2 separate regions of the Homo sapiens genome follow, and region 1 is linked to region 2. Evidence: chromatin loops called from intact Hi-C (ENCODE). Cell type or tissue: breast epithelium. All regions are shown on one strand. Each heading gives the region's core, and the rest is flanking DNA. Links, peaks and the distances in the headings are about the cores only. Region 1 overlaps GALNT16 (polypeptide N-acetylgalactosaminyltransferase 16). Region 2 has its middle 31 kb from the start of ERH.

Region 1 (5,378 bases), core at 271-5,270, 49 kb before region 2:
TTAAAAGAAAGTTTACAAGGCTTGGAGATTTGGACTGAACTGTTTTTGATGAAAATGACATGGAAAATATTTTCCTTTCTTATTTTAAACCTTCTTCTTTGCTGTTTGTTTCCTAAATTTAGCAGGAAGCAATAAGCAAATCTAGCTGGAAAAAAAAACTGAAGCAAGTTAGGGAAGTTTCAAGGTCTAATCGAAATGATAGACTGAAAATAAAGCTGTCCAAGGTGAGACAGTAATTCTTCCCATTTTATAGAAAAAAGTCATTATTTCAACTTAAACCATTTCAGATGTGATTGACCTATTGGACACGGAAGTGCTGGATTTGGCACTCCCTAAAAGTACAAAGACTGGGGAGGGAGGCAACTGTCTAAACATCAGCCAAGAACTCTCAGCAGGAGGCTGGAAGGATGTGGGAGGCTCGTCAGCCTGTCACTCACCATCTCCCCAACCTTCCTTCCTCACCATGGCAACACCAGGGCTTCTGGAGCCATGGTCCAGATGGAACCCCCAGTCTCAAAGCCTGAACACCGCCCTGCCTGCTGGGGAAGGCTGGGAATGCCCCACCCAACTCTAGACTTAAGCCACTGGCCAAATGCCAAAGACGGGCCTGATATTTTGGAATGGAGTGTTGACACCAGTGACTGTCATTGTTGTCAGTGACTCACTTGTTGGGTTTTGGGTTTGACTTTGTTTTTTACTTGTGGAGAATGATTTTCTATTTATTGGAAGAACTGCAGGACTGATATCTCTGAACTTTTGGTCACTAGAGAAGAACACCCAACTCAAATCAGTTTTTAAAAAAAAAAATATGTAGGTAGGTAGGTAGATAGATACTTTACATCTCTTGGTTCTGATTGTTTCTTCTTGGTTCATTTTTCAGACAAGGTTTCTCCATGTGATGGACAAGAAGATTCTCATTTTGCACGCTTGGCAGTGCTGGCAAAAAAAAAAGTTCATTGTATAGAAAAGTCTCAGGGAAGATTCTGATTGGCCCAGATCAAATCAAATGACCATTCCTGAACCAATCACTGTGTCTAGAGGTGCAGTAATGAGATTGGCCTAGCCAGGGTCTTGTGCTCACCCTTGTGGTGGTGCTTGGGGTGTTGGTGGGACAGGGGACAGTGAATGACAGTCCTGCCAGAAGCCTATGAGTGGGGAAGAAGATCTCCAAGACAGGCAAACTACCATACGCCGGCTTGGTCCACCTCAGTCTCAAGTATTGTATTTGGCCAAGGGTGCAGGGATGGTGGGGAAAGGAGGAAGGAGAGGCTTGAGATTACACATGTATTCAGTAGCTATTGTTTTTGAGTGCCTACAATCACCAAGGTTTTTCTCTGGGCTTTGGGATTCAGCATGAGACAAAACAGAAAACCCCTGCCCTAGTGAAGCTTATAATCTTGTGGGGAGAGGTAGCCAAAACCCTAAAATAAATAAGTAAAGCACATATAGACTGTGAGATTGCAATGAGTGCCTTAGGAGAAGCAAAACACTGCAGGAGGGCAGGGAATGAGAGGGTCGGGTTGGGGTCACAGAGTTACATGTGGTGGTTGGGGAAGGCTCACAGAGGAGGTGAGGTTTGAGCAGCGTCCTGCAGGAGGTTTGAGCAGGGCCCTGCAGGCCCTACACAGAGGAGCCTTCCACAGAAAGAGAGTGTGGCTGGAGCAGAGCAAGTAAGGGGCAGCAGTGGAAGCAAGTTCAGCAAGGTGACACCTGCCCAGAGAGCGCCTCAGGCCATTGTGAGCTTGGGGGCTTGTAGTCTGTGAGGGGGGGGGGCACTGAAGGTCACGTGATGTATCACAGGGTCCCATTTGTTTGCTGTTTTCTCTCCATTTGATTATAGGTCCTTTGAGAGCAGGGACAATATTTAGGTATTCATTCATTTACTTATCTATTCCTTGATTCAGCAACCACCTGTTGAGTACCTACTGTGTGCCAGGTGCAGGGAGCCCCATGAGGAAGAGCTCACCATCTAGTGGAAAAGAAAGAGAAGTAAAGCACAAATGTCAGTGTCATGTGACATGTGCCCCTGCTTGACATAAGAATTCCACCAACAACCCAAAATACTTTCACTACCCCCTCCAGAGAGGGCAGCCAAGCTAGTCCCATCTAGTGGCTCCAAGCCCAGGATCTCCAGTCTCTTGAGCTGGTCCAGATATAGCTCCTCATGGTCCTGCAGCCAAGTGCCAAATGATGCATTTACTCCCTCGCCAATACACTTAGTGAGCAACATGGATGGAATGCAGGCTAGCAGCAGCACAGTTCCCCTTTAGAAGAGGGGAGGAGGGAAACAGCATCCACTGGTCACACGACATCTGCAGACTCCTGCTCCAGTGGGAGTCAGGGTGGGGTGAGGTTCTGTGGTCAGTTCTCCAGCTCCGCTCTGAGCTTGGGGTTGGCGGTTTCTTCTTTCTGATCCTCCATGGCCAAGCCTGGCATGGGATGGGGCATGAAAGGGACCAGATGCTTGGATTCCTGTTCTAGGGGTTATGTTGCCTTTTGTTTATTTCCACATTCCCAGCCTCTTACCCAGTGTATGTACATAGTAGGTTTTCACTCAGTATTTGCTGAGTTAATACCAGTGTTGTTAAGTACACTGCCTATGAATACACAGGGCAGACATTGAATCAGGCTATGGAGCATGGGAGGGCATCAAAGACGATTTTGTGAATTCATGACTTGGGTGGAACTGCTCATCTCGGCAACAGGGAATGCAGGAGAAGCAGCAGCTTTGGGATAAGTGGGGAATTTGTTTTGAGATGCCAAGTTAGGGGCACCCGTGGGACATTCAAAGACCTGAAGTCTCAAGATCAAAGAATGGGGCTAAAGGCAAAAGGAGGAGTTCAAGAGCTGGAAGGAAATGATTATGATCTGGGCATGGGAACTGGGGTTACATATCGGAAGTAGAACGGCTCTGGGTGGTGACCGGGGCGAGGCCAGAGAGAGCTGAGGAGAGAGGAAGTGAAAGCCCTTCAGAGGTCATGGAATTGTGGCCAGGAGCCACAACCTACCCTTCCTCAGGATCCCCTTCACTTCACTGGCTCAGGGCCAACTGACATTTCAGCTCCAACCCCAAGGAACAGCAGGGTCATCCTGAAAGGAGAGCTAAGGCCTCTGGGCCTGTTGTTTCCATGACACCTGTCTCACAGGTGAAGAGTCAAACCCCAAACCCTGATACCACCTGGAGCGGGGTTGGACCACCCAGAGAGTATGGCTTGTGGAAGGGAACAGCAGACTTTACTTTTCCCAATAGCATCTTTGAGGATGTGTAACTCAATTTCGAGGCCTTGGGAGGAACCTCTCTAGAGAGCCTGGGCCTGAGCAGACATTCTTCCCCAACAGTCTCCATGGCCCTGAGGAAGCCTTGAATGAAGTGGGGAAGGCAGCAGGCTGGGGCAGGGGGAACTATCTCAGAAACCTTACTTCTGCTTCCTGGCACATAGGAGGCGCTTGGTGGAGCTTTGTTGAATGAATGCATGCATGAATGGATGAGTGAATGCAAGCATTCATAAACAAATGAATGCATGTTTAGGTGATTCAGAAGGGTGCCCCAGTGCCTGGTAGATGGGTGACTGTCAGTCAATGTTCACTGGGCAATGAATGAGTGTGGGATGAGGACTCAGAGGTTTCCTGAGCCCACAGAGTGGCCGTAAGTCCTAAATAAACAAACATGGCTATTTCCCACAGCTGACCTGGAGGATAACGAAGTGCATACTCTCCCTTTGGGAGCTTCAGCAAATCATCCCTCTGCAGTTTTTCTTTAATTTTAGCTCCTTTGCCATCAACTGGAGGCTCCGTTCCATTTCCCTGACCTAGAGCTAAGAGGGCATCCATCGCTCTCCCAGGTGGGAAGGACAAAAAGAATCACTCTCCCTTTCAGAGTTGGATGGCTTGGATCCTTCTGGCGATCCAGGGCCCAAGCCAGAACATTCCTTTTGTCCCTCTCTCCCTCCTTCCTTCCTTCCATCTTCCGTCTTTCCTGAAATGGATTTTGAGTTCACTGGGGGCTCCGCCACATCTGTTCAGTCTCTGGCATGGCACCACCTCAGTGTTCCACACAGCAGCCACAGCAGTGTTACCATCATGAGCATCTGTGTCTAGCATGGGGTGGGCCCAGTGGACACGAGGACATCTCCCTCACTGTTCTGCCCTCAGGGAACCTCCAACTGGCTCCTAGGACAGGAGGCAACCCTAGAAGGTAGTATCGCTACAGAGTGGCAGCAGTTCAGGAGATCAGAGCTCCCCGGACCCTGGGCATGCCTGTCCAGTGAGGTCGGGGGCTAGGCTCTCAGGGGAACATAGAGGCCCTGAGCTGCTGGTGACAGTCCCAGTGTCATTCCACACAGCGATCCACTCCCCACAGGTCTAGCTGCCTTGCTGGGACCATCCCTCTAGGACTAGGCCTGTGATAGCATCCTCATGCAAGAGTTTTGTGAGTGGGCAATTCTCACCCTCCTTTCTGCTTCCTCTGGGGCCCCAGCTTCAGCCCAGGGCTGATGGTTGGGCGGAAAGTTGGAGTTGGGATGTACCCACAGTTGATGATATTTCATGGCACTCTGGAGAACATCCAGCCAGCAGTTTGGTTCAAGTAATGAGATGTCAGGGTGCTTGCATCCATCTGTTAATTTCAGATGTGTCCTTCCCCAGTGTCTGTTGCTGGAGACTCTGGGAGCACAGGGTAGGGTGTGGCCATGAAGGAACGGGATGGGCAATGGCATCTGCCATCCATCACTGCCCAGCACTTAGTGCCTGGGGACCAGTGGATCTTACAGGGGCCATTTCAGGAGCAAGCAAAAGTCCCAGAGAAGATGCATCACTGTCTGAGCACTTGAGTTCTGGTAGCTCTGGCATCAGCCTGCAGGGGTTTGCTGTCCTTACAGGTAGTTCTTTATGCAGCAGATTGTCCAAGCCCTGGTGTTTTACTGATCGGGTGCCTCATATAATGCCTAGGCCAGGGCTAGGCCCAAGTTTCTGCCTAGGAGACTGTCAATCTGCAGGCGCTTGGCAGCATCCATTCTGGTTTGTAGTCCCCTCAGGACACCTTGCCTTAGAGGTCTGGTGCACTCCAGGACTCACCCCCCCAATATCCCGCAAAGAACATTGGTTAAGAGCATGGGCTTTGGAGTCGGAATGACCAGTTTAAATCCAGACCTTGTGACTTAATAGCTCTGACCCTGGATGCTTTTTAAAAAGCCTCTTGATGGCCGGGCGCGGTGGCGCATGCCTGTAATCCCAGCACTTTGGGAGGCTGAGGTGGGTGGATCACTTGAGGTCAGGAGTTCAAGGCCAGCCTAGCCAACACCACGAAACTCCACCTCTACCAAAACTATGAAAATTAGCTAGGCGTGGTGGTGCGCACCTGTAATCTCAGCTACTTGGGA
Region 2 (5,378 bases), core at 262-5,261:
AGGTTTGACCCACTGAAAATTCTTTTTCATCAGGCATAGGAGACACAGCATTTGCAAGTGGATGCCAAATCAGTGCTTGATTAAACAGACAATGAATGTGAGAACAAAGATTATACAGCAGAGATGATGCGGTACATACAGATGGGGATGCATCTACCTTGTTAGAAAACTGCCTTCCATACTAATGGATTTGTTGAAAGGCTAAGGCAGTGGAAACTGCAGCTTTGAAATTATCTAAGGTTTTCATTTAAACTGGCAGCAAAGAGAAACTGATGCAGGCTTCTCTGTGGTCCAACAGTCGTCTTCTTCAAGCTTTTGCCCAGGGCCATGTCTCAGCTCAGGATATAGGAGTCTGTATTTGCATACAAATTGCAAATATCTACAAATTCTTTGCTCAAGCAATTTTTAAGCAAAATGTTATTGCTTCCCTGAAGGTCATAATTCCTTGCTTTTTCTCTTCAATATTCTTCTTGCTTAGGAGCCACTCACATTGACCCAGATTTCCCACCCCAGGAGTGGGCAGGAGGGTGGAAGGAGCCAAAGGAAGGGGAGCAGGTGGCTGAGTGATGGAACCCGCTTTTCAGGATGCCCAGAACCTGACCTAAGTGTTTTAAGTATTATTTCATTTAATTACCCAGCCAGCTCTTCAGGGTAGACACTATTATGATATCCATTTATAATGAGGAAATCAAGGTTCAGAGATGTTGTGTGAGTCTCTCAAAGTCACACAGCTAGGAATGGCAGAGCCTGGAATCCAACGATGTCTGATTCCCAGAATTGAGTCTTAATCTATGCTGTTTCTGTAAACCACTTACTCTTTATGTCCCCTTAAATATATTAGGCAATTCTATTAAAATTATTAACAATAGTATGCCAAGTCTACTGACTTGTCCCTAAACTGTTTCCAAATGTGAATGTGCTAGGAGCTTTCTGGAGTTAAAGTGGGGGTAGGATCAGCTACATAATTTGGAGGCTTTAGTGAAAAATGAAAATATGGGTCATCTAATTCATAAATAATTAATAATTTCAAACGATGACAGTGGAGTATTGAACCAAGTGTGGGGCCCTTTTAAGCTCAGAGCTCTGGGTGGAATGTATGTCTATTTTGTCTTGGTACCTGGCATTGGGTCTGGCACATGGTAGACAGTAAAAGCTACTGGCTAATTGATACAAAGGAACGAGATCATGTCCTTTGCAGGGACATGGATCGAGCTGGAGGTCATTATTCTCAGCAAACTAATGCAGGAACAGAAAACCAAATACCACAAGTTCTCACTTACAAGTGGAACTGAATGATGAGAACACATGGACACATTGGTGGGGAACAACACACTCTGCAGCCTGTTGGAGGGCTCAGGGACAGGAGGGAGAGCATCAGGAAGAATAGTCAATGGATGCTGGGCTTAATACCTAGGTGATGGGATGATCTGTGCAGCAAACCAGCATGGCACACGTTCACCTATGTAACAACCCTGCACATCCTGCACATGTACCCCTGAGCTTAAAAGAAAAAAAAGAAAACACTGCTGGCTATTTGAATGAAATAATGCAATAAATACTTATCATTACTACATACCAAGCAGGGTTTAGGCACAGGCGACACAGCAGTAGACAACATACGTAAGGTCCCTGACCCCATAGCACATATAGTCTAGAGGGACAGAGAAACAAGTAAACCAAAAAATGCACAAGTTTATTCCAAGATAGTAATAGGTGTTATGTACAAATAAAACGGGACAACGGAAAGTCACTAGGAAGATGGTGTGGAGGGGTAAGGGCTAACTTCAGATGGGGCATCAGTTGGCATTTGATGCAAGACTTGGGTGATAGGAGTCAGAAAGATTGGGGAAGAGCTTTCTGGGCAGAGAAAGTAGTGATGTAAGATTTCACAGAGGAATGAATGAATGACATGAATGAATGAGCAGCATGGGTAGAGTGGATGCATGCCCATGGGGGTTTCCCATGTAGTAAGCTCCAGTCCCTTGGCTATCCCCCACCTCAATCCATGATGGCCCCCTCCCTACCTATCCAGTTGCCCTCTCATTCACTGTGCCAGTCTTCTCTGAATCCTTCGAAGGCACCAAGTTATTCTCTGCTTAGCACCTTCCCACAGCAGATCCTCTGCGTGCTTCCCCGACTCTGCCTGAGGGGCTCCTTCTCATCTTTCAGGTCTCAGCTTAAATGTCAGCCCTTACAGGGCCCTCTGCTCATCCATGTTCAAGCAGCTCAAAATATTATTCTCTCTCATAAAACCCTGATGATTTCCTTCATAACTACAACTAAATTAGCTTCTAGTTTTTGCTGTAAAACTCTCTGAGGGTATCATGGATCAAGGGTCATGTGTACTTAATTTGTTTATGAACCTTAGTTAATAAAAATGAAAGCTGACCTCCCTCCCTGCCTCATACTCCTTTATAATGGAACCAGTATGAATAGGCATACACAAGTGAGAGTAATTCCCTGATACCAAAAATCAACTAACTAGCTAATTGATTAATGAATCACAAACATATGTTGAGAACCTATGATTTAGAAGGCACTGGGGATTCCAATGTGAAATATGTAGTTCACTCTTCAAAGAGCAGAGATGATTGAGGGAAGTAGACAATCACACCAACAGTCCCACACAGTGCAATATAAGCCATGTCAGAACATGCTGGGGTGGAGGGATTAGGTTATCATGGAAGGCTTCCTGGAGGTGGTGACGCCTGAATGGAGCCTTAACCTATGATTAAGGGTTAAAGTGTATGAGCCTTGAGGAATGAGATGTACCCCTAAAAGGAAGAAGGTATAAGAGGCATGGAGAGATTGTGGGGTGTACTTGTGGAATCGCAAGAAGTGTGGTCCGTACAGGGAACAGGGAGGCGGATTTTTGGGGGCTGAGTTTTGACAGGTAGGCAGGTGCTGATCATGAAGGGCCTTGGGCGGTAAGCTAAGAAATTTGGATTTTATTTTAAGAATGTGCAATGGACTGAATGTTTGTGCTCCACCCCCGCAAACTCATATGTTGAAACCTAACCCCCAAAGTGATGGTATTAGAAAGTGGGGGCTCTTGGGAGGTGATTAAGTCGTGAGGGTGGCAGCCCTCATGAATGGGATTAATACCCTTATAAAAGACACCCTAGAGAACTCTCCTCCATGTGAGGGTACAACAAGAAGGTGGCCATCTGCAACCTGCAACCTGGAAGACTCCCCTCACCAGCACCTAACCATCCTGGCACCTGATCTTGGACTTACAGCCTGCGGATCTGGAGCAATACATTTCTGTTGTTTATAAGCCACCCAGTCTATGGTACTTCGTTGTAACAGCATGAACAAACTAAGAGTGATAGAGAGCTTCAAGAATTCCAAGCAGGGGCTGTGCAAGGCAAAAAAAAAAAAAAAGAAAAAGAAAAAAGAAAAAGAATTCCATACAGGAAGGCCAGGCATGGCAGCTCACACTTATAATCCTAGCGCTTTGGGAAGTGGAGATGGGGCAGGGTGGGGGGGAACTGCTTGAGGCCAGGAGCTTCAGACCAATTTGGGCAACATAGGGAGACCCTGTTTCTACCAAATAAAAAATTAAATATTAGCCAGGCATGGTGCTGCACAGCTTTAGTCCTAGCTACTTGGGAGGCTGAGGTGCGAGGATCGCTTGAGCCCAGGAGTTCAAGGCTACAGTGACATGATTGTGCCACTGCACTCCATCCTGGGCAACAGAACGGGATCCAATCTCTAAATAAAGAAAAAAAGAAGAAAAAGAAAAGAGAAAGAATGGCAAGAAAGTGATATAATCAGATTTTCATTATGAAAAACGTCCTCTTCCATAGCACAGAAGAGGACAGACTATTAGAGGGTAGTGATGGATGTCTATTCTTTATCAGCCAAAACCTCCTGCCTCCTTTTTCTGGGAAAAGCTCTTTCCCTTGTGGGTTGAATAGAAACTTCCATTTTATTATAGACTCTATTAGCTACCTATTGCCGTGTAAAAAATTACCCCACAATTTAGTGGCTGGAAACAATTAACATTTATTATCTCACAGTTTCCATGGGTCAGGAATCCAGGAGTGGCTTAGCTGAGGGTTCTGGCTCAGAGACTCTCATGAGGTTGCAATCAGTGTGTCAAGCCAGGGCTGCAGTCATCTCAAGGCTCAAGCAGGGCTAGAGAATCTGCTTCCAAGCTCACTTCCATGGGCTGTCTCCATAGGGCTGTCTCACAACATGGCAGCTGGCTACCCTTGGAACCAACAGTCTCAGAGAGACTGAGAGAGCACACCTAAGATGGAAGCCACAGTCCTTCTGTAACTTCATACTGGTAGTGAGATCTCATTACTTCTGCTGTATGCTATTTTAGGAGAGTCATTCATAAGTTCAGCCTTCCCCTAAGAGGAGGGTTTACACGAGGGCTTGACTACCAGGAGGCAGGAATCACTGGGGGCCACCTCAGAGGCTGCCCACCACACAGATCCCACCATGTCCTCAGGGCAGGTAACCCAAGCTGGGCCAGTCCAGTCAGAACATTTCTTGGGATCTTTTAACTCGACTAGAAAGAAGGAATCTTTCTAAAGTGGTAAAACTCGAAGACAATGGGCATCCCTGTGGGAAAGAGCTGGCCTGTGATGGGAATGACACTAACACTTCAAGGGAAGCAGGGACCAGAAATAGCAGGCATTCCTGTTGCCCATCAGCTTCTGGTTCCACTTGATCCTAAGACTCACCTGTGCTCTGGCCATTCCTGTAATTTGTTTACACAACTCAATAAACTATACCCCTCACTCTTGTTGCCTGAGCTAAGTCAGGATGGGTTTCTGTCATTTGTAACGAGAGAATGATGACTGACTAACTGATCGAGAGTCACCCTGAGGTAGGAAGATCAATTAGGAAACTATTGCAGATGATAACTGATGAGGGCCTGATGAAGGCACTGGGGTTCTGATTAGGGCCCAAACAGGAGGACACATAGGAATGGAAGGAGGGATCATGGCAGACGGTCTTATTCCATTATATCCCCAGATGTTAACATTGTGTCTGGCACATAGTAAGTGCTAAGTAAATATTTGTGGAAATGAATAATTAAATAAATGAATAGAGGCAGAGAGACAAAGATAAAAGCAAGACTTGCTGACCAACTGGATGTGGAAAGTGAGGAAGAAAGAAATGAAAGCTTGTACCCAGACCTCAGCCGTGAAAGGTTGGCTGGCTAGCAACACCATTCAAGACAGAGCTGCTTTGGATGGGGTCCATGAGGAGGGGTGGTGAGCTCCACTGTGAACCACTGGCATGTGTCTTCAAGGCAAGCGGCTGATCTTAGGGAACGGAGTGGTTAACTTTTCTTCAATAGGAACATCCATGTTGTTGGCCTCCCCAGCTCTGTCCACGTTACCTACAGAGTGACGCAA

Evidence for each region. A loop is a pair of places that touch in the nucleus more often than their neighbours do. Peaks named below come from ENCODE experiments on the same cell type or tissue, not always from the same donor. Only the 100,000 strongest peaks of a DNase experiment are listed, where the experiment ranks them.
Region 1: a loop joins it to region 2, with 8 times the contacts of the local background. A loop is called at or near these places in 2 of 110 quality-filtered maps.

The regions. Positions count from the first base shown.
Region 1 is chr14:69,315,014-69,320,391 of GRCh38, forward strand. All of the region lies in intron 1 of GALNT16 (polypeptide N-acetylgalactosaminyltransferase 16), which reads left to right. Among named protein-coding and RNA genes, the nearest start is that of GALNT16-AS1, 57 kb to the left of the region's middle. In breast epithelium, for the core only: no CTCF peak of the experiment used is centred there; a DNase peak (open chromatin) is centred at 2,258; H3K27ac peaks cover 3,565 bases.
Region 2 is chr14:69,364,276-69,369,653 of GRCh38, forward strand. It overlaps a transcript of GALNT16 not described here. Among named protein-coding and RNA genes, the nearest start is that of ERH, 31 kb to the right of the region's middle. In breast epithelium, for the core only: no CTCF peak of the experiment used is centred there; no DNase peak of the experiment used is centred there.